7 separate regions of the Homo sapiens genome follow, and all the other regions are linked to region 6. The links are chromatin loops, found by intact Hi-C in ENCODE. Cell type or tissue: PC-3. All regions are shown on one strand. Region 1 has its middle 15 kb from the start of SERPINB3. Region 2 overlaps SERPINB10 (serpin family B member 10). Region 3 has its middle 20 kb from the start of SERPINB11. Region 4 has its middle 8.7 kb from the start of SERPINB13. Region 5 has its middle 24 kb from the start of SERPINB12. Region 6 has its middle 33 kb from the start of SERPINB7. Region 7 has its middle 44 kb from the start of SERPINB2.

The links. A loop is a pair of places that touch in the nucleus more often than their neighbours do. Peaks named below come from ENCODE experiments on the same cell type or tissue, not always from the same donor. Only the 100,000 strongest peaks of a DNase experiment are listed, where the experiment ranks them.
Region 1: it touches region 6 in a loop (6-fold over the local background); 5 of 110 quality-filtered maps call a loop at or near these places.
Region 2: a loop joins it to region 6, with 9 times the contacts of the local background. A loop is called at or near these places in 4 of 110 quality-filtered maps.
Region 3: a loop joins it to region 6, with 7 times the contacts of the local background. A loop is called at or near these places in 5 of 110 quality-filtered maps.
Region 4: it touches region 6 in a loop (8-fold over the local background); 7 of 110 quality-filtered maps call a loop at or near these places.
Region 5: it touches region 6 in a loop (9-fold over the local background); 15 of 110 quality-filtered maps call a loop at or near these places.
Region 7: it touches region 6 in a loop (12-fold over the local background); 8 of 110 quality-filtered maps call a loop at or near these places.

The regions. Positions count from the first base shown.
Region 1 is chr18:63,675,134-63,679,133 of GRCh38, forward strand. No RefSeq gene overlaps it. Among named protein-coding and RNA genes, the nearest start is that of SERPINB3, 15 kb to the left of the region's middle. In PC-3, a CTCF peak has its summit at 1,600; a DNase peak (open chromatin) is centred at 1,608; H3K27ac peaks cover 2,233 bases.
Region 2 is chr18:63,934,411-63,938,410 of GRCh38, forward strand. SERPINB10 (serpin family B member 10) reads left to right here. Exons shown (of 8, transcript NM_005024.3): 8 at 428-1,701. The coding sequence ends at 832. Among named protein-coding and RNA genes, the nearest start is that of HMSD, 13 kb to the right of the region's middle. In PC-3, CTCF peaks have their summits at 1,947 (motif pointing left) and 2,146; a DNase peak (open chromatin) is centred at 1,911; H3K4me3 peaks cover 1,336 bases.
Region 3 is chr18:63,681,422-63,685,421 of GRCh38, forward strand. No RefSeq gene overlaps it. Among named protein-coding and RNA genes, the nearest start is that of SERPINB11, 20 kb to the right of the region's middle. In PC-3, no CTCF peak of the experiment used is centred here; DNase peaks (open chromatin) are centred at 320 and 1,920; H3K4me3 peaks cover 1,086 bases; H3K27ac peaks cover 3,798 bases.
Region 4 is chr18:63,576,604-63,580,603 of GRCh38, forward strand. No RefSeq gene overlaps it. Among named protein-coding and RNA genes, the nearest start is that of SERPINB13, 8.7 kb to the right of the region's middle. In PC-3, a CTCF peak has its summit at 1,938 (motif pointing left); no DNase peak of the experiment used is centred here.
Region 5 is chr18:63,516,163-63,520,162 of GRCh38, forward strand. It overlaps a transcript of SERPINB12 not described here. Among named protein-coding and RNA genes, the nearest start is that of SERPINB12, 24 kb to the right of the region's middle. In PC-3, a CTCF peak has its summit at 2,457 (motif pointing right); a DNase peak (open chromatin) is centred at 2,479.
Region 6 is chr18:63,740,404-63,744,403 of GRCh38, forward strand. No RefSeq gene overlaps it. Among named protein-coding and RNA genes, the nearest start is that of SERPINB7, 33 kb to the right of the region's middle. In PC-3, a CTCF peak has its summit at 1,549 (motif pointing left); a DNase peak (open chromatin) is centred at 1,568; H3K27ac peaks cover 2,655 bases.
Region 7 is chr18:63,842,106-63,846,105 of GRCh38, forward strand. No RefSeq gene overlaps it. Among named protein-coding and RNA genes, the nearest start is that of SERPINB2, 44 kb to the right of the region's middle. In PC-3, a CTCF peak has its summit at 2,323 (motif pointing left); a DNase peak (open chromatin) is centred at 2,306; H3K27ac peaks cover 2,800 bases.

The DNA of each region.
Region 1 (4,000 bases), 65 kb before region 6:
TTCCAGGGATGCTTAGCTTTGCTTCTTTAAAAGTTACTACTTTAAAAAAATTACCAAAATACTAGAAGCTTGCCATAGTAAACTAAAACTGCAGAAAAGTAGGTAGGAAAATGTGAGAGGGGACTCCTCTCCTACAGGGCAGTGGTGGGAGTAATGACAATTTTCCATTCATACCTCAGCCTCCTCCAATCCTTGACTTTTGTCAAATTGCATCCCTCTGCAAACCAAAGCAAAAGAACATCTACAAGAGCTACTGAATACTCTACCTGGTGTTTTTTTTTTTTTTTTTTTGCCAATGAATTTAAATGTGACAAATTCCTTTCTACTCTTCTTAATACTTAACCCTAGTATAAGAAAAATACCCAATCAGGTAAAGCAGTATATACTATGTGACTGATTATTTTAAATTTAACTGGGATGTTTTACTGAGTATATATTTTTAAGCTACGTTGAATAAAACCCATTACATTTTATAATTTCTTTCAAGAGTGCTGTGTATTATTTAATAAGTATATAAGAGCTATTTTATCAAATAAGATAGTTTTTATTTATTTATTTTTATTATTTTTATTTCACTTTAAGTTCTGGGCTACATGTACAGAACGTGCAGGTTTGTTACACAGGTATACATGTGCCATGGTGGTTTGCTGCACCTGTCAACCCGTCATCTAGGTTTTAAGACCTGCATGCACTAAGTATTTGTCCTAATGCTCAAGTAAGATGACAGTTTTTACCATGAAATGTTTACTCATATCACAGGCCATCTTTATTATATTTTATCTTATAAAATGATTAATGTTTTAATCTCCTATTATTAAGATCTAAGATGCTATCTAAGATGCAGAATCAATACATTTTAAAAAGTATTTTGCCTACCAAATTGTCCTGAATGAAAGACCACAGAAAAATTTTTGTTCTCATTCACTTCATTAAGAGATGCAACTACAGAAAAAATTAGCTTTTATGTTTAATAATTATTTATCAAAATTTAAATATATATATTTTCAATTGTACACTAACAACAAGTATAGTGATAACTGAATCCAGATGAAACTTTTTAAACATATAGAAAAATGACCATGGGTCATAAGAACATTTTGTATTTTAAATGCATGTACGTACTTTCATTTCAGAGAAATATGGCAAGGTTATCAATAAAATACTTTCAAATGTAAAAGTATATTAAATTAGAAGAAAATTCTTTGGAGGAAGTGAAGTGGAAATATAACACCGAGGTAAAAGGAATGATGTAAAATATCTGAATGTTCAAGAGGTTTTTCATGTGTATTTCATAGGTTTTTCATGTGTATTTATTAACGATGGTGGATCTCACATGGTTAGATTTCACTGCATGCATGTAAAGAATGATGGAACTGTTTTATTTTAAAACAACAGAACTCACAATTTGCCTGAATTAAATCATCTGCAATTATTTATATTATGGGCAACATTTTAGCTATCAGCTTGGAAATGTGCAAGGAATATATGCTTTTCATAAAAATAGAAAAAAGTTATAGCGTGTTCTTGGGCAAAGGTTTCAGAGATCACCTGTAACTTGGTGTGGTGCAGCACATTGCTGGCCACACCGCCTGTGACACCGTGTGGCAGTGGCTGCAATAGCACTTCAACAGCACAAGACTTCCTGGGGACAAGAAAGGGCTCTGGCTTTTTCACTTTAAGGCAACAGCAAGGCTGAAGATTCCTCTCCTCATCCCTAAAGTTATTAAGGGGGAGAAGATCATGGGAGAGAGAATAACATCGTTCCTCAATAGCATGGGGAAGGAAGCAATTTCATCTGATTATGAAAAAGAATGTGGACTTATTTAATGATATAGTTTTTGCTTAAGTTTACCCTGGTCTTTCCCATCAGAGATTCTCTGTGTGTGATCTGTGGATCCCTGAGAGTTTCTGAGACCACAAGAACACAACCAATTTTATAATAATACTAAAACACTTTTGCCTTTTCCACTGTGTTGTGATTTGTGCTGATGGTGCAAAAGTGATGGCTAGGACTACTGTAATTTAGCATGAGGTAGGGCATGTTGGCTCCAAACTGGGCTGGTAGCCATGGATTCCTCACTGCCACACATATATGAAAACGTCATTTTTCACTTCTGAATGTTCTTGATGAAGCAATAAGTATTGTAGATTTTATCAAAGTTCAACTCTTGAATACACATCTTCTAATATTTGGTGTGATAAAATGGGAAGTATCTATAAACATCTTTAAAAAACTTGGAAATACTTATAGGTTAGCAGGAAATTGCCAAAAAATGTATAAGGAAATTTTCTACCAGTTTCCCCCAATAACAATATTTTGCACAACTATAATACAAATAGAAAAACCAGGAACTGACATTCATGCAATCCAAAAGACTCTTCAGAGGAAGGGAAGAACTTCTCAGGGTTTAAAGGATGAATAGGAGCTCAACAAGTGGTTAAGTCTGAGATGGCATGCATTACAGCAAAGGGAGGAGACACGCAAATTGTGATGGGGAAAAGCAAATAATTCTGTTTTGCTAAAGCAAGAAATGCAGGAAGAGACACTCACAAGGGTGATGAGACTGGGAAGGAAAAATTGCCTAATAATGAAGGCTTCTTGTGTCATGATGAAAGACCTGAGTTTTTTTTCTGAAGGCCCTGGGGAGCTACTGAAGAGTTTTAAGCATGTGGGTGGTATGAATAGATCTGTATTTCAGGATAATAACTACAGACTTTTTTTTTTTTTTTTTTTTTTTGAGAAACGAGGGACCAGTAGTAACAGGGAGTAATAGGAAGCCCATTAGGAAGGTTTGCAATAATGTATCTAGGTCATGAGATTTTGAGCTAACGCAATCCACGGAAGGAGGAATATTTAAGAAGCAAAAACTACAGGGCTTGGTAGTGGATGAGGGAGGTAGGGGAAAAAGGAATCTAGGATGACTCACAGATCTCTGACTTACGTGGTAGGATTTAATGATGGTACCATTCACTCACATGCTCAGTTTGGGAATATTTGAGTTTAGCTTTTTAAGAAACATCAAGATGTAGGTAGCTGGTTTTGCTAGTACAGAGTATGGTAAAATAATCAGATTACAGATACATATTTGGATGTCATCTATTTGGGACGTTGTTAAAATAATGTGAGTGGTGGAGGTCACCCAGAGAGAGAGAAGACATAATATAATAATAAGGAAGCAAAGGATGAAAACTAGGGGAAAACTAGATGTTGGAAAGAGGAAAAGGAGTTGGAATGGTGCACTGAGGAAGATGAGAGAAGAGAAATGAAAGCTAGAAGAGAATGTTCAGCATACTAAATGCAGCAGAAATGTACAGTACAGCAGGTACCCAGACATTTTGGTTTCAGGACCCCTTTAAGCTCTTCAGAATTATTAAGGAAATCTCAAAGAACTTTTGTTTATGTGCATTTTTCTAATGATATTTACTCCATCAGAAATTTAAGCAGAAAAAGTTTAAATATAAACTTATAAAATAACATCTTAATATTAAAAAACATTACAACCATTGCATGTTAATGTAAATGACACATTTTTAATTTAAAAAGCTATGTTTTCCAGTATACAAAAAATAGTGGTAAAAAAGGCATTGTTTTACATTTTTACAAATCTCTTTAATGTTTGATTTAGTGTAATTATGTCTTGCTAGATTTATGTATCTGCATGTGCCTTCAATCTGTTGCAATATGTTGTTTTGGTTGAAGAATATATGGCTTCACAGAGATATGTGGTTTGAAAATAAAGGAGTTTTTTTTTTTTTTTTTTTTTTTTTTTGAGACAGAGTCTCACTCTGTTGCCAGGCTGGGGCACAGTGGCGCGATCTTGGCTCACTGCAACCTCCGCCTCCCAGGTTCAAGCAATTCTCCTGCCTCAGCCTCCTGAATAGCTGGGACTACAGGCACGTGCCACCACGCCCAGCTAATTTTTGTATTTTTAGTAGAGATGAGGTTTCACCATGTTGGCCAGCATGGTCTCAATCTCTTGTCCTTGTGATCCGCCTGCCT
Region 2 (4,000 bases), 190 kb after region 6:
GACGTGTTATTTTATTCCAAATTTTGTTTTCAAAGAGCTGTCTCCCATGTCGATAAACAAGATTTTTTGTGCCTTGGCTTACAACTTGAACTAGAGTATATGCTTTTGTATAGCTAACATCTAAATGTATATTTATATTTATGTATTTGAGTGTATAGCTGATGTCTTGCATACTATAGCAGAAGTACTTCCATTTTGAATTAAACTCTAATTCTCCTATATCCGGATAGCAATTAATCTGCAGAAAAAAGATTTTGAAGGTCAACATTATACAACCAAAGGATTTCCAGATGTGTGTGTGTTGTCACCCTGAGTAACGGGAGTGATCATAATTCACCTATGTAATTCCTAGGGTGCTCTCTCTACTACTGTTTTTCATTCCACTTTGGAATTACTGATTCTTTCTTTCTTGGTTCCAAATGGGCAGCTGGAAAAGGCCATCACCTATGAGAAGCTGAATGAGTGGACCAGTGCAGACATGATGGAGTTGTATGAAGTGCAGCTACACCTTCCCAAGTTCAAGCTGGAAGACAGTTATGATCTCAAGTCAACCCTGAGCAGTATGGGGATGAGTGATGCCTTCAGCCAAAGCAAAGCTGATTTCTCAGGAATGTCTTCAGCAAGAAACCTATTTTTGTCCAATGTTTTCCATAAGGCTTTTGTGGAAATAAATGAACAAGGTACTGAAGCTGCAGCTGGCAGTGGGAGTGAGATAGATATACGAATTAGAGTCCCATCCATTGAATTCAATGCAAATCACCCATTCCTCTTCTTCATCAGGCACAATAAAACCAACACCATTCTTTTTTATGGAAGATTATGCTCCCCCTAAATCCTGCATATCTCTCAACAAACAAGACCATCTTACAGTGTGAAAAATGTACCATGAGATGGAAAAGCACAATTTTCACAAAAATGAGTTTGTAGTCTAAACCTTTTTCACATTTGAATATAAGTAAATAGATCTTGAAATAATGCATTCTAATGATCCTGTCATATCTGTACAGCTGGAGAGAATGACGATTTTTATTTTTAACACGTTAACATTTTGTCTAATGTGACTTTCATTTACATTTCAGAAGTACTATGCTATTCAACTGAATGCCTTACAATTCTTGATCACTTGCAATATCCATGATACTTGTTATCATATATTTCATATACATCATTAAATGAAAAAAAATCTTTATAAAGGTGATATGATATTGATAAATACGAAGTTTCTCAAGAATATCGTTTTGATCAAAAATTTAGCCCGGCATGGTGGTGCACACCTGTGTTCCCAGCTACTCAGGAGGCTGAGGTAGGAGGATTGCTTGAGCCCAGGAGGTTGAGACTGCAGTGAGCCAAGATCACACCAGTGCACTCCAACCTGGGCAACAGAGCAAGACCCTGTCTCAAAAAAATCATTTTGGTGGCTCATAAATTATGATTGTAAAACTAAACCCCCTTTTTCTGCTATTTAAAAAATACTTATATTGACATTAGCTTAAAAAACTAGTGAAATCCAAATGAAATTTGAAGTTTAGCTAGTAGCAATCTCTCAATGTTGGTGCCCTAGTTTTGACAAATGTACCGTGGTCATGTAAGATGTTATCACTTGGGGAAACTGTACTGGAGTATATGAGAATTAGCTGTATTATCTCTGCACCTCTTCTGCCAATCTAAAATTATTCCAAAATAAAAGTTTTATTAAAAATAGTCATTATGGATGGCTGAAATACTCAATACCAACATCCCCCAGTAGCCTTAGCCCCGGCGAGCGCAATGCAGCGCGCGTTCCTCCTCCTGGGCGCCCATCCTCGGCTGCTGCCTCTTCCTTTCGGGCCCCGGGACCTGACCTTCCTTCCGGGTCCGCACAGAAGGCCTGAGCGCGTCGCCTCTAACACTGGTCCAGGGCGGGGGAACGCGGTGTGCCTCGGCTGCCACCTCCTGGTGACTAATTCTAGTGGACGTGGAGAGCGAACCACAGCCTCAACAACACCTAATTCTAATTACAGCTGGTGATCGGTGAGGTGACGGAAATAAACGGGGCGCTATGGCGGGAACTAATAGATGGTCTCCTTAGGGTGTATGAGGTGTCCCTTGACCCTTCTCTCCCCGAAGTGGACATCAAGGTGATCCTCCCCCCATGACCTCCTACCCGTGGCATCCTGCGACCCCCACCCCCGCTGCCAGCCCAGTCCTCCCAGGAGCCCTCGAGGGGAGCACGGGGTTGGCTGAGGGGATGGGGGAGCTTCCGCGGACACAGTCCAGCCCCGCAGAATGCAAGCGGCGCAGAATCCTTGAAAGAGCTTCCGAGTGAAACCCACGCCCGCCCGTGGGGCGGAGCCCTAGCAGGGGCGGGCGAGTTCCCGCAAGGCCAGCGCGGAAGGGAAGAACACGGTGTGGGGAGGCAGGGGCTCAGGAGGGCGCCATCAGCTGGTGCTCAGAGCCCGGAGGAAGGAACTCCCCCCGGAGTTGGGGGGGGTGGCCCTAGGGATGCCTCACCGGCCCCATCTCTCCACGGAGCTACGGGTAGCATCGCCCATCGCTCCTACACCCCACGCGCCCTGGCCCAGAACCGGCGCTAGGCTCGGGCAGGGATCACCTCGAGGCCGGGGCTACCCCAATTTTAGGGCCTGAAGTTACCTGTTGCTTTCAGGGACTCCGAGCCCTGTATTTCTCCGTCTGACTCAGCTCCTAGACCACACGGGAGCCTCTGCTCTTTTCCCGACATCTCCGGATTTCAGCATCTGGCTCAGCTTCCTGGTCATCGGTACCTGCACCATCATCTGTCCACACATCTGCAGCTTTCAGTTCCTCCTAGATGCCCGGCTAACCCCCAACCCACAAGATTCTACACCCGCTCGAATCTAGGCACTTTTACTGCCACTTAACTATGGCCACGCACTCTGTGATCCCATATGAACCTGGTCATCTCCCCAAACTGCTCAACTTCCTCCTCAAAAGTCCTCCTCCTTTTATTTGTTGTTTTCAGTAACTCTCTTATCTAGTTCTTTCTGTGCCTCTCTTGCCTCTCCAAGTGTCTTTTTCCGGCTCTTTTTTCCTCTATTGACCGCTTATATTTTGGCGTTCTTAGGGCTCTGGTGCTCTTCACACACCCTCTGGAAAATCACTCCATTCCCGTGACTTCAACTATATCGATTTGTTGAGGACCACTAAGTTTTTCTTTTTTTGTAGAGAAAGGGTCTCATTATGTTGCCCAGGCTGGTCTCGAACTCCTGAGCTCAAGTGACCTTCCCACCTTTGCCTCCCAAACTTCCCCTGAACTTTCCATATAACCTTAGCATGTCAAAAACGAAATTCATTTTCTCTTCCAAATTCATTCAGTTTCCTCTTTCCCCAATCTTGCTTATTGTCACTGCCATTCACTGGCTTGTCCAAGTCAGTAAGTCTGCAAATCATGCCAGCTTTCTCCTTCCTCACCCTCCTACCCAACAATCCCCAGGTCCTGTCCATCCTCCTTTTTAAACAGCTCTTCCATACATTTTTTAGTTTAGGTTTTTCATTAAATCAAAGACATTTCCCTAATTTCCTAGTATTTTACCTGCTGTTTCTGATTGTCACTATTCAGAAGGCAAAAGACATGGTAAATGCCATCTGTCCTTACCATACTATCCTTGTTCCAGCTTCCCTCTATCTGTAGACAGCATGCTCTCTCTAGTTCCTCATGGCTAGGTTTCTTGAAAGAGTAGTCGAAGAGGGCTGTCTTCACTTTTCCCTTTTATATCTCAATCCAATTCAATTTGATTTTTATCCCAACCACTCTCACTAAGGTAAGTAGTGACTAGAATACTGAGAAGTGGGCTCTCTTCAATCTTAATGTTCCTTTTCCTCTAGTAGCAGCTGCTGATACTATTCACCTCCTTCTTTTTCTTTGTCCAGCTTTTTCTGTATCTTCTCCTTTTTTACATCCTTTTTGCTATGTCCTCTTTCTGAAGCCATATCTTAAATGTTGGCATTGCTGGGCATGGTGGCTCATTTCTGTAATCACAGC
Region 3 (4,000 bases), 59 kb before region 6:
ACTACTCTATACCAGTATAGTCCTAGGGTATGTAAAAGATGAAAAGTAAAATGAGACCAGAGTCCATGCTCATGGTGCTCAGCCACTCATTTGGTAATATCTGCCCATGAATACACATTAAATAAGTAAATAAGTAACTTGAGAGGCCAAGACATCAAATGTGTTTAGTCAATGTGCAAATATATCAACATTGATTCTGTGTGAAGGTGCCCAGGAAATCTGAGACCATTATTTAAACACAATAAATCTAAAAACCTTGGCAGTCTTTGCACTATTTTGCCTTCATTGGCAAGTTCCAGTGATTCCGTGAGCTTTTGTTCTTTAATAAGTTGAGCAAATATGAACTACAAATGGTGTCATCTTGTCTCTATTCATTGTGTTATGTAATTGGAAGAAGAAATTCTGTTTGTTTCTTGCCTGTAAAACAGACAGGCAAAAGACCAGTCTTCTGGCATTTGTACCTGGGTCAGTTACAGAATCTCATGATTCAATGCTTTATAGACTCTCTTGCTTGCTTAATAGCACAGTATCTCATTTCCTGGAGTCTATGGGCTGACATTAAAAGCTGTGAGAATCAGGTAATCAGATAGCTGTTGGTTCCAGAATCATAGACTCTTGGACCCAAAAAGGACCTCAGAAGAAAAAGCAGCAAGCGTAAATTACAAAACATACTTTGAGGGAGAAAAAAATACAAGCTAATTAATGATTTAGCAGAACAAACAGCAGTATAAGTGCTTTCATGGGTCTGCTGAACTTTGGCCACTCACAGGGCCACCTTTAGGCCTCAGAGATGGGGCAAGACCAGGTCAGAGAAGTGACTCCAGCAAAGCATTAGATACAACTGCCTTGATTTGCAGCTGAAAAATATGAGGCCAGAGGATTTTCCCAAGATTGCCTGGAAAACAGGACTAGTGGTCTGGCCTCGATGAAATCAATCATGGAGGACAAGTTTGATCTCCCACAACCCTGCTCCTACTGGAGCCTGTTGTTTGACACACTTTTTCTTTCCCGTTAGCTCTGGCATCTTCCTTTCTTCTGCCTTCGTCCTTCTCCTCCCTCACTGCCCATCTCTTTATGCCTCCATTTTGATCCCTCCACAATGACTTCTAGCTCCTTTCACTCTTCCTTCTTTGGTATATTATATACATTTTTAGTATTTCTATGTTTATTAAATCAAGTACTCTGTTTTGAATTATTTTTATGAGTGGATTTGTTAAATATTTTATATTTATCTCTCTAAACAAGATTACACTAATTAAATTGTTGTGTGACCCAGCATTTACTCTGTGATCTGGATACCACCTCCCTATCCCAACAAAATAAGAACTAACAAAAACCAACAACATTTTTTTTCCCTCCCTGTTCCAGATTCTCCCTTTTGGATCTCAGCACTGAAAAAGTCCTCCTTCCCTCCCTCCCTCCCTCCCTTCCTTCCTTCCTGCCTGCCTGCCTGTCTTCCTGCCTGCCTTCCTGCCTGCCTTCCTGCCTGCCTTCCTCCCTTCCTCCCTCCCTCTCTCCCTTCCTTCCTCCTCTCCCTGCCTACTTCCTTCCCTCCTTCTTTTTCTTTCTTTCTTCTTTCTTTTTCTTTCTCTCTTTCTCTCTCTTTCTTTCTTCCTTTTCTCTCTCTCTTTCTTTCCTTTCTTTCTTTCATTCTTTCTTTTCCTTCTCTCTTCCCTTTTTTCTTTCTTCTTTCTCTCTCTTTTCTTTTTCTCTCAATAAATTCTCAGATAAGACTCTATTGTACACACAAACCTCGGATAACAGCAACATATCATGTTCACTATTTACTGTTCTCAGCATTATTCAGTACACAGGTTGTAAAAACAACAAGGCAAATGGATAGGAACTCCCAACAGTTGATCTGTGTATTCTCTGAGTAAGCCTTTCTTTGAGAAGCTGAACCTTGCCTCTCCACCCCATTAACGCAAGCACTGTGGAATGCAGTCTTTAAGGAGCATGGGAACACAGAGGGTGGTGACAGGCTAGGGTGGAGGGGTGGTGATTTTTTGTAAGATTGAGAAATGCAGGAAGCTGATCAGCCTTAGTAAGTCAAACCAGCAATACTGTTTTAAAACCCAGGATCTGTGGCCATTAGAGGAGGAGTCTAATGGGGTTCCATTTATCAGAGATGCCTAATTTGGGCACATGGGCTTTCCATTTCATTACAGACTCAATCTCCTGCTGCTCTAGCCAATATATAGGCAAAAAGGCAGCTGAGTGAGAAACTATGTTTTCCGGACAGAAGCTTCAGGGTCTGTAGGTGACAAGAGAATGGTTTCCTAGGACAAAGGGTAACTAGCCGCAGAGATTGGACAGCTGTGGAAGAAATCACTCAGCTTTCAAGACAGTTGAGGAAGACACTATATTAAAAATCTGAATTGCAGATGGAAACTCAGAATTTTCTATAATAAACGAGTAACATGGACTTCTCAATTTTAATTTTTATTATTTAGTTATTTTTATAACAGCAGCATTAGGACCCCTCTGAAACTGTGGCAAAAGAGGGTTTATAAAGCCTGCATGTCACAAAATCGATCTGATCCAGCCCAGCCCAGCCCAGCCCATCCCACCACTTCCTACATGATCCGTGCAGGGAAGATCCCAAAGGTGGGGAATTTGCTGTATTCCTTGCTGTATGCATCATGCTAGTGCAAAGCAGTCACTCACTGCTTGCAGAGTGCAGCGCACAAGAATGAGGTCTGGTATAAAGAACGTGATTTTCTATTCCAAAGCTAGCTTAGGGGAAGAAGTATAGGCTTCCTGCCTTAAGGGTACTGCTTCACTTTTGGAGCAGAAAGCAGGGGATTTTAAGAGGGAATGTGGCATGAATGGCACGCAGGGAGGGAGTGAGCTGGTGGGGAGTCCATGTGACTTGTTTTGGTATTTGACCTACTGGGTGGTTGAGCTGGCACCATCATGGTCAGAACTAGATTGTAGAGTGGTCTTGTCTCCAGATTCTCTCCAGGTGGGAGAGAATTTTGTAGCAGGCATACTTTTGGTTATAAATTGACTATTGTCTCTCAAGGCAATCTCCTGGTGGGAGATATTTCTGCCCTGGAGCTTTTAAGTAAGCACATGGTTAGATAATTTTGCCTGTTGAAGGGAAGGTAAATGGTTTTAACTGCATTTCTAAAGAGCTAAGTAAGAAGTGGGGGAATTGGGGAAAGGGAGGAAAGAGAAAAGAAGAGAAAAAAACCTCATTCTATATCTCTTAGAAAAATTGGGATAACTCAGTTACACTAGAACAGTACCTTGCATGTTATAGATGATCAATTAATATTTGTTGGATACCCAACTAAGGCTTTTGATGAATTTACAGTGAGAAAGAATTAGGAATGAAGGCTGAAAACCACTATATATCATCCCTTCTTTGTTGTGCACAGGTATGTTGTCAACTAAACATGCTCATTCCACAGAATGAGATCAGCTAATCCTTGATTTCCCTCATAAAGTTCTGATGTAGGATTTTTCTTCTTGCTTGCTTTGCAAGCTGAAGATCTCTGGCTGGCAATGCCCCACCTGGGCCCCACTCAGCCATGCTGGCATGCCCCAACTTGCCTGTGTTATAGCTTGTACCCACATTCAGCGATCCCTGAGCTCTTGTACCATACTCAAGAAGAAAGAGGATACGCAGGACACTGAAGAGTGAGGAGGATGGAAAAGAATTTTATTGAGCGATGAAACAGCTTTCAGTGGAGAGGGAACATGGGAGTGGTCCCCCTACCTGAAGGTGTGAAAGTCCCTCTGTGGCTGGGTCCAGGGTCTTTCATGGACTCAGAATGGGGAATGCATGCTGATTGGTTTGTGAGTAGCAAAAAAGTTTAAAGTGAAGACACCACTCAAAGGTGGGCATGACAATGTAGAAAACCAATTAGGAAAGGGTAGGTATATGTAAAATAGGTTAAGGGTGGGGACCAATCAGAGGAAAGCATGCCAAATAGGAAAACAAGTTCTCAATCTGGTCTGAGGATTTAACTTGTAGCTTGGCTTTCAGGCTTTA
Region 4 (4,000 bases), 160 kb before region 6:
TGTAATCCCAGCACTTTGGGAGGCTGAGGCAGGCAGATTACTTGAGGTCAGGAGTTAGAGACCAGTTTGGCCAACGTGGTGAAACCCCATCTCTACTAAAAATACAAAAATTAGGTGGGCATAGTGGCAGGTGCCTGTTTCCCAGCTACTCGGGACACTGAAACAGGAGAATCACTGGAACCCAGGAGGCGGAGGTTGCAGTGAGCCGAGATCACGCTATTGCACTCCAGCCTGGGTGACAAGAGTAAAACTCCATCTTAAACAACAACGACGACAACAACATCTATCTTTCCCTTTGGGATTTGAGTTGCCACATTTATCATATACTCAATTTCCATATGTGGTTAGGTCTGTTGATGGATTTACTAGCCTCTTCCTTTGGTCTGTTTATTCATGTACCAACATCAGTGTTTTAATTATGGAAGCTTTGTTGCTTTTCCTTTGCAATGGTTTCCTATTTATTCTTGTTTGTTTATTTTTCCATATGAACTTTAGAATCGTATTGTCTTGTTATTTTACAATTTTTTCTCTTTTTAATTTTTCCTTGTGATGTTTAGGAAAGTTTGTATTTTTGTTCTAGACATTATTTTTATACAATATTATGACCTAATGGCCTCACGGTACTCTTTTATTTACTTAGGCTTTTATCATTTTTAAGTGATGTCTTTTGACACCCATCTACTGCCTAATAATCAACAGATTTATATTCTACCTTCTAATTTCTTTCTAGCATTTCCTCTCACTTTATTGTCATTTTTTTTACTTTGGCAGCCCATATAAAACATAGAACATTTATATATTACTTTCCTACTCTTATTCACATGTTTGCTTTAGTCTTAGAGCTATAATAAAATATATTTGTGCTGTCAGTCTTTTGCTAAAGTTTCTTCTTCAATCTTTTTTTTTTTTTTTTTTTGGTTACTGGATGAAGCTCATCCTCTGGTAGATTTCTCAAGAAGGGCTAACAAGTACAATATTCTCTAAGTTCTTGACTGTTTAACATAGTTTCTTTATGGTCTTGAAAGACCATTCATGAAAGAATACTTTTTGGCATATAAAATTCTTGGTTTGGACTTGGAATCTCTTTATTGTTCCACTGGTCTGTATGTTGTTCTCAAGAAGTCTGATGTTAACTTGCTTTCTTTACTTTATATTGACTTGATTCTCTCTCATTCTCTTTCTCTCTTCTCTTTCCCTCTTTTTCTCTTCTCGGCAGATGTTAAGACTGATTTTCCAGAATATGTCTTAGACTTTATCATTCAGGGTCAATTTTCCTAGTTACATTGTAGGCCATTTCAATGTACAGATTTGGGATTTATTTTATTTTTGAACTGTTTTCTTGGATTATAGCTGTAAATATCATTTCTACTCCACTGTTTTATTTCTGTACTTCAGAGACTATGGTTACACATATTTTAGATTTCTTTGCCTGTCTTTATTTCATTCTTTTATGCTTTTACTCTCTTTATTTTGTTTTTGTTCTCTAGGCTATTTTTATTTCTCTTCTCTATATTCTTTATTGTACTTTCTCCTGTAGGCAACTGGTAGTCTAGGCCCATTTCTGAGATGATTTTTTTATTTCCATCATTTCTATTTAATTCAGACATAGCTCATTACAGTACTTTCTTTCTGTGGTTATTTTGTTATTCATATATATTCTGAGTTTTTTAAATTATGACTTGAAGCATTCTTCATATTCGCAATCTCTTTCCAAACAATATTTAGTTCATAAGCTAGTGTTACACTACAGCTTTATTCTCCCTCATGATTGATTTCTTGGGTAGTATCTCCATGGCTAAAAGTTTTAATTTTCACCGTTTTCTTTGTATAGTAATTTTACATATTTGTTTGGTACTTTTTCTTGTTCATACTGAAATGTGCAGGATTTTTGGACTGAAAAGGACAGGCAACTTTATGAAGGTGAGTCGGGGGCCATACTCTGTTTTCTTGGTGAAAGAGTGCCCTCTTCTGTCGGTACAGTGAAGTGCAGTTTTAAAATGGTGTCTTACTGCTATGCTTGTTCATCTGAGTTTTGTGCAGAGAGATTTGAAAGTAGGTGTCCTCCATTATACTGAAGAATAGTTCCATCAGGGGAATAAATATTGGTAAAAAGAGGCCAAACCATTATGCAGAGGTTTTATGGTCATCTTTCTAGAAAATCTAAGCGAATAAGCTTATAATTTACCATAAAGAATGTTCTTCAAGATGGTTTGCTAGATATCCAAATTTTTTTTTCTTATACACCAGTAATAACTATTCACCAACACAACGCCTTATTCAATTCATAGCACTTAATTTTATTTGAGATTATCTTGTTTTTGTTTATTTATTGTTTGTATCACCCCCAAAGAATGTGAATTTAATGAGAGACTGGACCTTTTACATCTACATCTTATTCATTGCTTTACCTCAGTACCTAAAGCAATATCTGGCAAATAGTGGATGCTCAGGAAATACTTGTTGATTGACTGACTGAATGAATGAATGGAAAACCCAAAGACTGTATTCACAAGAATATCAAAATGATAAAATATCTATAAATAAATTGAACAAATTTATTTTTCTTGTGATGAATAACACAAATATGGAAACATTAAAATGTATACATATAGCTCAATAAATTATCACAAAGTGAGCAACCATGGAGCCACCACCCAGATTAAAAAAATAGAACATTACCATTGCTCTAAAATTCCCCCTACATCCCTTTTTAATTATTACTTTCTACCTCCTCTTCAATATGTAACAAATATGCTAACTTGCAGCACTATACAGTTGACCCTCAAGCAACACGGGTTTGAGCTGCATGGATCCGCTTGTACTCAGAGTTTTCTCAAAAAATATACTGGAAAATATTTTGGAGATTTGGGACAATTTGAAAAAACTTGCAGGTTTTTCAAATCACAGATTTTTCAAATTGCTGTACAGTCTAGAAATACCAAAAATATTAAGAAAAAGTTAGGTATGTAACGAAGGCATAAAGTATATGTAGGTACTAGCCTATTTTATCATTTACTCCCATAACATATGTACAAATCTATTATAAAAAATTAAAATGTATCAAAACTTGTGCACACGAACACTTACAGATAGTCATACTTGGTGCTACTTGCAGTTAAAAGAAACAAGAACAAAAGTAAAGATGCAATGTTAAGTCATAATTGCATAAATTAGCTGTAGTACATAGTGTATTACTGTAATAATTTCGTAGCCAACTCCTATTGCTATTACAGTGAGCTCAAGTGTTGCAAGTATCTGTTTGAAGCACAGTGTGAGGACAATGATCTCTGCCTGAGCAGCTCATCTGTCCAGTAAGTTGTGTATGACAATAAAAAGTGATCTCTCACAGTTCTTGTGTATTTTTCATCATGTTTAGTGCAATACCATACAGCTTGAATAACATCATGGGACCTGTATGAAGTGCCACCAGTGATGCTGAAAGTGTGCCCAAGAAACAGAGAAAAGCAATAACATTATAAGAAAAAGTTGAATTCCTTGATATCTACCATAGATTGAGGTCTGCAGTTGCATTTTCCCACCGTTTCAAGATAAATGAACCCAGTATCAGGACCATTGTAAAAAAAAGAAAAGGAAATGCGTAAAGCTGTCTTTGCAGCTACACCAGCAGATATGAAAACTTTACACTTTTTGAGAAACACGTTTTCATTTTATATTGAAAATGCAGCTTTTATATGGGGGCAGAATTACTATAAGAAAGGCACACCTATAGACTCTAATATGATTAGAGAAAAACCGAAGTCATTGTATGACAACTTAAAGCAAGAGGAAGGTGCAGGATCTAAAGCTGGATAATTTAATGTCAGTAAAGGATGATTTGATTATTTCAGAAAAAGATTTGGCTTAAAAATATCAAGATAACATTTTTTATGACCAACAGGCAGCAAATTCCCAGTTGCCATAAGAAAATAATTGAGGAGAAAGGATATCTACTTGACCATGTTTTTGAAGCATATCTAAGTGCCCTATTCTGGAAAAAAAG
Region 5 (4,000 bases), 220 kb before region 6:
AACAATTGTATATATTTATGGGGTATAGCGTGATGTTTTGATACATATTATGTGTAGTAATCAGATCAGGGTAATTAGCATATCCACCATCTCAAATATTTATCATTGCTTTGTGTTGGGAACACTCAATATACACCTAGCTATTAGAAGGCCTGTACTATATTATTATTAACTGAAGTCACCCCACAGTGCTATAGAACACTGTAATTTTGTATTTTTTAACAAATCTCTATCTCCCCTCCATCCCTTACTAATCTCTAGGGTCCTCTGTACAAGTTTTTAAATGTATGTACAGAATAATTGCAGTTTTTTGTGAAGCCTTCATCAGTTGGGTTTTAGAAGTGTCGGAATCTTTGAAAAACTATATTATGAATCAACTCATGTCCCATATTAGTATTAAAGTTTTGTTGTTTTTAGTAAACCAATCATTTACCTTTTCATTGCATTTCCCCTCAAAATCAGTTGGAAGTGTCTACACAAAGCATTTATGAAACAGAGCATAAGAAAACCTCAGCTTTTGCTGCTTTTAGCTAATTAAAATTATCAAAAACAAAGCCTGCAGACAGGACGCCATATAAATTAATCACCAAAGAAAGAAAGAGGGAGCTGAACAAATTTAAGAATAAGAGTTCAAACGTGTGTGATGTTTAATTTTGAAATTCTATAATTGCATTTTGGAATATTTCAACTCGTGGGAGGGATCTTTTGATAGGATTTGTACTTTTAATTAGACAACTTCATATATATATGTATTTTTTACCAGTACAGAATGAAACCAAGGTCCTCAATTTTGCACTTTCTAAACTTGGTGAAATGTTCAAAATAATCATAAACAGATAACTTATTTGACAAGTTCCGGCTTTTTGAAAACATTTTCTCTGAATAGAGGCAAAGAAACCATAGCTGTGACAATATTAGAGCTGGATTATTTAAGAATTAAATTATGGAAAAGTTTTAATCAACAATATCCCTTATGTAGAATTTGCTCTGAGCTTAGCAGGTATTTCAGCATCTACTGAAAGACTATCTTCTAACAACCCCAATTTCGTTAATCATAAAATGAGCTTTGAAGAAGATTTCTGGCAATTTTATAAAAGAATTAAAAATAATACAGCACATTGAGAAACTAAATTCTTCGGAAAAATTGTAGTGACAGCTTTGGAGACCAGGATTTCTAAAATACCTGAGATTATACAAGAATAATGATTTTGTTTGTTTGTGTTTTTTTCACACTGAGATAACAAAAAGTTTTTTCACATTTTGCTTAGTGTGTACAGATACATGCTATTTTATTTTATTTTTAATTAATTAATTATTATTATTTTTTGAGATGGGGCTGGAGTGCAGTGGGCGATCTCAGCTCACTGCAACCTTCTTCTCCCGGGTTCAGACGATTCTCCTCTCTCAGCCTGCTGAGTAGCTGGGATTACAGGTGCATGCCACCATGCCCGGCTAATTTTTGTATTTTTAGTAGAGACAGGATTTCACCATGTTGGCCAGGCTGGTCTCGAACTGCTGACCTCAGGTGATCCACCGGCCTCAGGCTCCCAAAGTGCTAGGATTACAGGCGTGAAACAGTGCGCCTAGCTAGACACATGCTATTTTAAAAGAGAATTTTATTAGGGCCGGGCGCGGTGGCTCACGCCTGTAATCCTAGCACTTTGGGAGGCCTAGGTGGGCGGATAACCTGAGGTCAGGAGTTTGAGACCAGCCTGGCCAACATGGAGAAACCGCGTCTGTACTAACAATACAAAAATTAGCCAGGCGTTGTGGTGCACACCCGTAATCCCAACTACTCGGGAGGCTGAGGCAGGAGAATCGCTTGAACCGGGAGGTGGAGGTTGCAGTGAGCTGAGATTGCCCCACTGTACTCCAGCCTGGGCAACAGAGCGAGACTCTGTCTCAAAAAAAAAAAAAGAGAATTTTAGTTTTGAAAACTTTTTTTTTTGTATAGAACGATTTTAAAGGTCCGCCGGTAAAATAAAAGCAGCTGTCAATTCAGATTTCATCTATCTATGCAACTTTAGCTCTATAACTGTAATTATTTTTGATGCCCTTTTCCCTTTCAGAATTGTCCTGGTGTGGAAGAATAATTATATGGTCGCGCTCTCTATATAACAGGGCGGAATAGTAAAAATGCTCTCCAGAAAGGAGCTTTTCAGGTTTTCTTCATCTCCATTGGCCTCAGGAGAGGTGTTATTTTTGCTAGGTATGAAGTTTTTTCTGGTTGTTGTCTCGACCCTGACACCATAGAGTTTGCTTCTTTGTCTGGGTGGATGTCAGGGCTGAGAAGGAAACAGCTCTGTCACTTGAGAACTGGCTTAATCTGTGGGGAAATCAAACTTAGTCTCTATGTTTCCTCTGTAAAATATTAACTGTTAAGGTGCCTTCCGACTCAAACGCAATGTTATCATCAACCTTTAAGAGAATCGGTCACTTCTGTTCATTTTCTCTTCCACTAGATGGCGCTGTCCGTCACATTATAACAGTGCTGCTCAGGGCCTGGAACGGTCAGTTGCTACAGCTTTTCTTTAAGGTCTGTGAACTCCCGCCCTGCCTTAGACCTTCTGCCCCTGCTGCTATGGGGACGTTGTTGAAGTGCTTTCTTCTCCTTGCCACCAAGACACTCTGCAACATTCCTTAACGTTTCATTCTAGGCCACCTCCCCAAGCTTAAAAAATTTGTTTATGGTAAGAACGGTTAATATGAGGTGTAACTTCCTAACTAATTTTCAGTGTACAACAATATATTATTATCAGCTGTAATAATAATAACAATATATTATTACAGCGTTGAACAGCAGATCTCTAGAATCTATTCATCTTGCTTAATTGAAACTTTACTTTCCGTCTTTCTAGAACTCACGTTGCACCCGGCGTGACTATGATTTACCACTCACAGTTCAGGGTGGGGACACTGAAATACGAGGCTCATAGAGTCTGGTGGTACTGGGTCTTGGTGAGTAGGAGCAAGCAAGGCACTGCCCAAAAGCACTTCTACCCGTATGAGCATCCGTCCACAGGTAAGACCCGGGGACTCAGCCCCAACTTACCTGATGTGGCTCTGTGAGCACCAGGTGTGTGGGGCCGGGAGACAGGGACCACCCTAGTTTAGCTTCCTTAAGACCTTCAACAGTGGCTCTGCAAAGTGCTTATAAAAGGAAAAATCAGTGGAATGAATCCCAGGGCAGCTGAGATCTGCTGTGGATCTACTCTGTACCAGCCATGTGCTAGATGCTTGATATACACAACCACATTTATGTGTAGCACAAAAACCCTGTAAGGTAGGGACTGGTACTTTGATCCTCACTTTGTTTCTTGAACTTTCGCTAATTGTTCTTTGCTTCTGCCTCAACTCCGCCCCTTCTGTCCCTCTCAGTCTGATATACCAATGGACTGCCCTCCTAGCTTGGTTTCCTAGATTCCAGTACCATTTGGTGCATTATTGCAATTAACTGTTGAAAATCATGAGCCTCTTTCATGTTAGGGAACTAGGTCTTCTGGGTGGAATCCAGCCCTGAAGGCTGGGAGTTGGTAACTTTGCCATGTGTTTCTTGTTGTCACGAGATGCCTCATCCCTCATTCTAGGAGTCCTAAAAATTTCATATGTCTCAGCATCTCCTGAGAATTTTGTTAAAATGCAGATTCCACGGTCCCATCTCTATAGGTTCTGACTTATTATCTAAGGTAGGCTCGAGAATGAGTATTTTGAAATAAGCATCACGGGTGATTCTGAGGCAGTTTCCAAGGATCCTGTGTTGGGAAACTCAGCCCCGTGGGGCTGGCTCATTGTCATGGATGCCCTGTCTTGGTGCCTGCTTCTTAGCTCCCTGCCTATCTCTAGAACAGGTACCCCATGTGAAACGCGCTCATCAGGAATCTGTCCCTTTGCCCCTGGGAATCTTCTGTAGTCCAAACCAGGGCCTTCACCCTCAGCTCTGTTTTCAGGTGTGAGGCTCTTGCTCTTCCTCAGAGACAGGTTCCATGAGTAACCTTTTCCT
Region 6 (4,000 bases):
TCAGGGCTGACTTGACCTCCCAGTCTTGTTCAGATGTTGCAGAAGTTCTTTGAACTGTTCCATGGTGCCTTTTCTCTCTGAGATTCAGACTGTGGTGGGGAGAGGAACATGACCTGAGCAGACAGGTGGGCTGCTTGCATAATCACCCCTCATCTCCCAGCCTGAACCACGTCCTTTGGTCATGGACATCCTGACTCTGACTCTGCACTTGAGCATAAATTCTTTCCAGGATGTTTCTTTTTTCCTCATTCAAATAATCTCCATTAGGCTCCCTCACCACTTCTTCATGTGCTCCCATGCCACCCGAATTCCTGCATAATCACAGGGGTCCATCTGGGACCCTGGCCATGCTCGTAATTCCCACTTAGAGATATCAGACTCTGAGCTTCAGCTTCTATCTAAATTGCAACCTCAGTACACACTCTCAATCCCTCTTTGCTGTTTTACTTTTCTCATTAGCATTTACTTCTCTCTTGACATACACTTTACTTATTTATCTTGTTTACTGGCAATATCTCCCTACTAGAATGTAAGTTTCATGAGGGCAGGGGTTTTATATTTTTGTGTTGTCTCAGCAACAACAATTCCGGGAGCATGGTAGATCTTCAATAAATATCAGTTGAATGAATGACAGAATTCATTCTTTAACTGTTTTGATGCTTTTAGTACCTACTATGTTGTAGAATTGCAAAGTGAAGAGCAATGGCCTGAGTGAGATAAGCTGGGTGGAGTTAGTGCACTGAACTTGGCCCATGACAGAGCTCCACTGACAATTCTAATAAGATTGTTCTATAAGCAAGTTAAGGTGGCTTCAGGTTACAGTGTAGAAAAAAATGTTTTATTTCTACATACACATTCTCTTCTTAGCAAGGAGATGAAAAAGCCTGTGTACTACATATATCAGATGGTTAAAAATACAACTTGTGTTGAGCTGGTTTCCCAGAAGATCTAAGCTACAGTTTAGAAAGGGGAAGCCCAGACTGTCTAACTGAATTCAAGGTGTTGATAACAGAGAGCTTATCTGTTTAGTGGTTGCTGATTTGTTAGGATACGATTCAAATCTTGTAAAATTGTTAGGGATGATTGGCCAAGCGTTGTGGCTCACGCCTGTAATCTCAGCACTTTGGGAGGCCAAGACAGGCAGATCACGAGGTCAGGAGATCGAGACCAGCCTGGCCAACATGGTGAAACCCTGTCTCTACTAAAAATACAAAAATTAGCCTGGCATGGTGGCGGGTGCCTGTAATCCCAGCTACTCGGGAGGCTGAGGCAGGAGAATTGCTTGAACCCGGGACGCAGAGGTTGTAGTGAGCCGAGATCCCACCACTGCATTCCAGTCTGGGTGACATAGCAAGACCCTGTCTCAAAAAAAAAAAAAAAAAAAAAAAGAATTGTTAGGGATGATCAAGAATCTTCTGACATCTCCAAAATGAAGTTTCCTAATATTAAATAAGGTAACGAGTTTTGCCCATTATTCATTGAAATTTTATTCAGCTTTTACATTAAAGTTATAATCCTTTTGTCAACCAGTGTGTATTGAGCTCCTCCTTGTGGATGAGACAGTAACACGGGATGAATAAAAGATATAATCTGTCCTTGTGGAAGCCCAGGATGACAACAGAAACAAGAGCTAACATTTATTGCAGTATTATAACTTCATGCCAGGCACCGTTGTACATATCTCACTAATTTGGTCCCATAACTCTACGTGGCATGTCTTATTGCTATTTTCAGTCCAAGATGAGAAGACAGAGAATTGGACAATGTCAGTGGTTTGCCTAGATCAGTGTTAGTTGCAGAGCCAAGATTTGAGCCTAGGAAGCCCCAGCTTCAGAGTCAATGTCCTGTCCTCCATGCTATTGCTGTAGTAACACCCAGTACATTTGTGGGTGGGGTTAAATTTGCAGTTTAGAGAACTGAGTTCTAATTCTGATTCTCTATAGCTTCTCCTTCAGTCCCACAACTAAGCCTTTGAGATGAACGACACTAGTTTAGATGGAGCACTGCACTGCTCACTGCAGAAATCAGCTCCTCCCTGTGGCTAAGCTTTTTCCTGGCTCAGGTCCTAGAACCTTTGACTTTTACAAACTTTCTCACCCACCATACAGATGCATCCTCTCTGTTTCAGCTTTTGTGTGTGATAGTACTCCTCTAGCCTTTGTGCTGGGAGGTCATTGTTGACTTAGTGCTTGTCTCTTTCTTTTCTCTCTCTGTCTTTTTTTTTTCTTTTTTTTTTTTGAGATGGAGTCTTGCTGTCACCCAGGCTGGAGTGCAGTGGCATGATCTCAGATCACTGCAATCTTTGCCTCCTGGGTTCAAGGGATTCTCGTACCTCAGCCTCCCGAATAGCTGGGATTATAGGCACTGACCACCATGCCCAGCTAATTTGTGTATTTTTAGTAGAGACGGGGTTTCTCCATGTTGGCCAGGCTGGTCTTGAGCCCATGACCTCAAGCGATCTGCCCACCTTGCCCTTCTAAAGTGCTGGGATTACAGGTGTGAGCCACCGTGCCCGGCCCTGAACTCCTTATTTCACAAGGCTCAAGGTTTCTGCATCCCAGCAGACATCCAGTTGCCCGGGAGATGTCGATTTCTCCTAGTGGCAAGTACCTCCCTCTCTATGTGTGTTTTCTTTCTCTTAAATCCAGCTCCCCCGCCTATGGTATAAGGTATGGGGAATTTATCCCCCTCTCCTTCATGTGGAGAGAAGCAGCATCCCTTTCCCCTTTTCCTCCCAAGAAACCCCCATTCTCTAACCTCCAGGGGAAAATCCTCAGCATCCTCTCCAGTATCTTGGATGTGAGCCTTGAGGTCAGGGTCATCAGACCAGGCCCATGGTGTCTTGGCCTATCTTGAGTGGATGCCCTGGTAGCCCTCTTTACAGCATGATGCATGCTTATTATCTGCTAATATCTGCCTTGGACCAGCAGACAAACTCAGAAATGAGACAAGTCCCATTTAACATTATTACATCTATATTTTATTATAGGATGAAGTTGGAATTGGAGTTTTCTGGGGTAGATCTGGGGAGGACTTAGTCTACAAGCAAGTCAGGAATGGGATAGGGTTTAAATAGTCTCTGAGAAGGTGGGGAGCCTGTAATGTACCCTGAAACCTGTTTGCTTAGCTATACCATGCCAAGTGGGATAGCTCCCTTTGAAGATTTTTATTTCCACATTATGTAGACAGCTCCAGGGGAAAGGGCCCCAGGAGAGAGGACAGGCAAGAACACCATTGGCCGTGGCTTGGGCCGATGAGAACAACAGCTACACCTTAGCTCCAGGGACAGGCTTCCTCAAAGAAATTACAACCATTTTGGCCCTTTTATGCAGGTGGCTGCAGAGGTCGATGCCTTGGAAATAAGTTCCCCAGCAGCAGGGTAGAAAAGACACAGTGAGATACATCATACTTAAGATTCAACTGGGAGCATACCAGGGATGCTCTATAATGTAATCGAGGGAAGGTTGAATGAAACAAAGTGATTTATCATCTATAACTTCAAACCTATTGGTGTTTTGACATCAACTCTGTTAACATTATGTTATCATTTCATAGAGTCTTTGATATACAAATAAAATTTTATTTGTATTTAAAATAAAAGAAAAGGTACAGTGAGGAAGTAACAGCAATTGCCAAAGACATGTGCCTATTGCTCAGTAGGAGATCATAGCTGTATAACTTACAGTTGTCACTTAAGTTTTTGGCCAAATAAAGCAAGGAAAACATAGGTTCTCAAATATCCTAAGGGCTACATCAGAGAATCATAAAAAATACCAATTATTAATAATAATAGTTGATATTTATTGAGGTTTTACTCTGTGCTTGCCTTGTGTTAAGTGTTTTATAGTTATTTGTCATTTGTTCTGCAACAGCAACCAACAGGGTAGGTGATACAATCAACCATATTTTAAAGTTTAGACAATGCAGGCTCAGAGAGATTAAGCAATTTACCTGAGGACACACAGTAAGTCAAAGAACCAGAATCTAAACTCAAGTTTCG
Region 7 (4,000 bases), 100 kb after region 6:
TGAAAGTTCTCTGAGTTGGTAGCTTTAGTTGAACATAAATCCTGGCTCAGCGGCTGCAGGTGTGCCTGGACCCCTTCTGGAGCTTCTTTGGACATTCTGTCTCCTTCCTTCGGGTAAGTCACTGCAGATTGTCATTGTTCAAGCCATGAACTACCCATGAAAATGACTGGAAAAGCCATGTGTCTCAAATGGAGCATTTGAAACTTCCTTAAATGTCAGGAGTTTGAAAATCTTATTTTATATTTTAAAACTTAAGGCCATTCATCTTTGGCAGAATAGGGTGGAGGCAAAGCACTGCCTTCTATGTTAAAATGCATTTATGTAGACACTAAAGTTCTTCCAAAGCTTATAGAGCTTAAGAAAAAAATATCATTCTAGTAATGGTGGTAATGAAAATTAAAATCTTTCTTCATTTTAAAAAATCGCCATTGAATGGTGTAAAAACTTTACATTTTCTTTATTTTGGAAGTTTTAAAATTGCAGAGTAGTTGAAAGAACTGTATAGTAAACACTTGCGCAAACTTCATCCAGATTCAGCAATTGTTAATATTTTGTTACATATGGTTTATATCTATTATCTATCTGTCATCTGTCTCCTGAACAATTTGAATGAAAGTTGCATGCACCATGATACTTTCCCTAAATACCGTAATATGCCTCTCTTGAGAATAAGAACATTTCCTTCATACCACAATACCTTTATTACGCTTGAGAAAATAAGCCTTAATTAAATGTTTCATATAAAATATAGTACATACTTAAATTTTCTATATTGTTTTAAAAACTCCACTTGCAGTTATTTTGGGAGAATTCGGGATCCAACAAAGATTTTCACATTGCATTTGGTTATATATTTCACTAATCACTTTGACCTGATTCTGTCCCTGACTTTTTGGTTTTCTTTTGTTTTTCCTGGTCTTGATCTTTTTTGAAACGTTTGGACAGCAGTCTTGTATAAAGCTCCACATCCTAGAGTTATCTGATTGTTGCCTCATAATGAGATTCAGGTTAAACATTTTGGCAAGATGATTACATGGGTGATGTGTCATCCTCAGTGTATTAAATCAGGGACACATGATGTCAGGTCGTCCGTTCTTGATAGAGCTGTTTGACGACCCAGTGCAGGGATGACTGGCCGATCTTTCTGTTTTAAAAGAAAAATTTTCCCTTTTTCATTAATAAGTAATCCATGGGGTTTTGAGACAGTGTAGTACTCTCCCCCAACAACATTCCACCTAGTGGTTCTGTCGTCTGTTGATAATCCTTGCCGAAGGAGCAGCAAATCTATTTGGGATTAAAAATCATATCTTGGCCGGGCGCAGTGGCTGACGCCTGTAATCCCAGCACTTTGCGAGGCTGAGGCAGGTGGATCACCTGAGGTCAAGAGTTCAACACTAGCCTGAGCAACATGGTGAAACCCCATCTCTACTAAAAATACAAAAATTAGCTGGGCGCGGTGGTGTGTGCCTGTAATCCCAGCTACTCAGGAGGCTGAGGCACGAGAATCGCTTGAGCCCGGGAGGCAGAGGTTGCAGTGAGCTGAGATCGTGCTACTGCACTCCAGCTGGGTGACAGAGTGAGACTCCGTCTCAAAGAAAAAAAAAAAAAAGAAATCCTACCTTAACATTCTATCCCTTCTTCTATTTTATTTAGCTAACATTCTCATAAATTTATAGCTTTTTTCTCTCTCATTAATATGTACCTTTTAAATTAATTCAATATATTATGTCTATTAGCTTTTTAATTTTTTTTATCATGCACAAATTGCCCAAATTTGGAAGCCCCTTCAAAGGACTGTGTTCTTTTGAGGGGTCTCCATCATGCTTTGAGTGCTTCCTTACTCTCTTACCCAACGAGATATCCCAGGCTCATCCTGTCTCATTCTGGAATCAGCCAGTTCTCTGAGAAGCTCTAGTTCCTTTAAATAGAGAATGGTATCATCTAAAAACAAGATTTGGGGTCCAGAATTGTTCCTTGTTTATTAGAGTCCTCATTTCTAAGGCTTTTCTTTGAACAGATATAGGAAATCAACATGCCAGAATAAGATAAGATAGGATAAGATGTGATATATAACACAATATAATATATTAATGTATCTACACTATCTACAAATCAAATCCAATCCCACAGGGTTCATTCTCACCTTGCCCCATTTCCTATGTGTATCTCTGTTCCCCCATAGTGAAAAGCCCTGATTCCTAACATCAGTACATTTACTTGTTTCTTATAATCTATACAAGAAAAGTTTTAGAATCAATGTGGACTCTTTGACAGGTTGGAGAGTGCTTCGGAAGCAACATTTCATGACTTCGTACTGACCCCTAGTGTTTACTTTTTTGCTTTTGTAGTTTTCAAGGGATTATCCTTAAAGAGGTTGCCTGTTCTGTATCAGGTTTTCTCAATCTCAGTATGACTGACATTTTGTGCCAATGATTCTTTGTTGTGGTGGGCTGTCCTGTGAACCGAAAGGTATTTGGCAATGCCCATTGTGTCCATCCACTAGATGAAAACAACACCACTCCCTCCTCTGCCCTTCCAAGCTGGGACCATCAAAAAGGCTTCCAGACATTGCTACCACACCTTGGGGGTCAAAATCATCCCTGGTTGAGAACCACTGCTCTACCCAGACATGCAGTAGAGAGAAATGCTATTACAAATACTTTCTAAATGTGAATATTTAAATCTCTGGTAAAGAAAATTAGTCATTACTGAATTTTTTGTTCAATTAATTTATTGGTGTTTCCCAAGGTGCTCAGGATTATGGAATTTGTTAATGTTGAATTTGGTCATTTGTTAGGCAGTTTTCAAGCAGAAGAATTTTAAAATAAAAACAATTGTGGATTGTGAATATGCCTTCAAAATACCATTTAATCATCAAGTAGACAAGTGAGCTAGGAATGGCTCTTTTCTGCTGCACTGTCAATATGATCTATCACTGATTATGTTCCCAGTGAGTGTCAGTTTGGTTAATCTCCAAAAGGCAAGTGTAAAAATTTCCTTTTTGGTTTGGAAGCACATCATACTTCGTTATATTTTCATTGCACTTTGTTATGGCTATTCTGATATTATGGGAAGGGACCAAACTGCAGGAAATATAAATGTGTCATGCTGTAAAGGACAAATTCAGGAGCAACTCACAGAATTGCCTCTTTACTTATCTCCAGAACGGAATGACATCACTTTTCAGAAAGACACAAACTACTCACCTGAACCAAAGGAGGTAAATAGGAATTGTGATGCCTACAGTTAACAGATATCAGTAACAAGAAGAAATAATAATTGAAAATAATAATCAAAAAAATGATTGAATTGCAGCTGGGCATGAACCACAGCCCACTTTATCCATGCTGTAGCCCCTCAGTGTGTGATGAACACACAAACTCTCCTGTGTATTGTGGCAGAAAAAATGACTAAAACAGCTATTTTAGATTTTCCAGTGACTTCCCACACTTAGTTCTAATTTTGAGTTAAAGGCCAAAGTAATGATACCTTTAAAGAGCTTAAAATAAGTGACTGAATAAAATAGAAGTGAAGAGAGGTGGTATTCAAATTGTTTAATTGAATTGTTTAATTATTTTGCCAGTGGGCGTCAATCCATCAGAACGACTCCAGATGCAGCATTGGAGCATGATGGAGGCCCCTTCCTGTGACACACAGTAAAATTACTGGATGGAGAGGTGACTGGGCCTCCCAAGGAAGGGACAGGGACAGGAGCAGGGGGGGATTTGGAGAATGGTGCATCAGCAATTTACTGGTATGAAAGTATTGTAAGAATTTTGCTTTGAGTCTGCTGTACTGTACAAACCAGCTGAATTTCAGCTCTGAGTACTTACATAGTAAAAGAAATCCCTCAGCCCAGTCCTAAGAGGGGCATTCAATGAGTCCCAGAGGTGATAGACAGTTAGAGGTATAATTAATCAGTTATTGACAAATAAATGCCTAAATCTGAATCTTACTCATTTAGGTAGTCATTTCCTAGGTGCTTTGAGATATAAGAGTT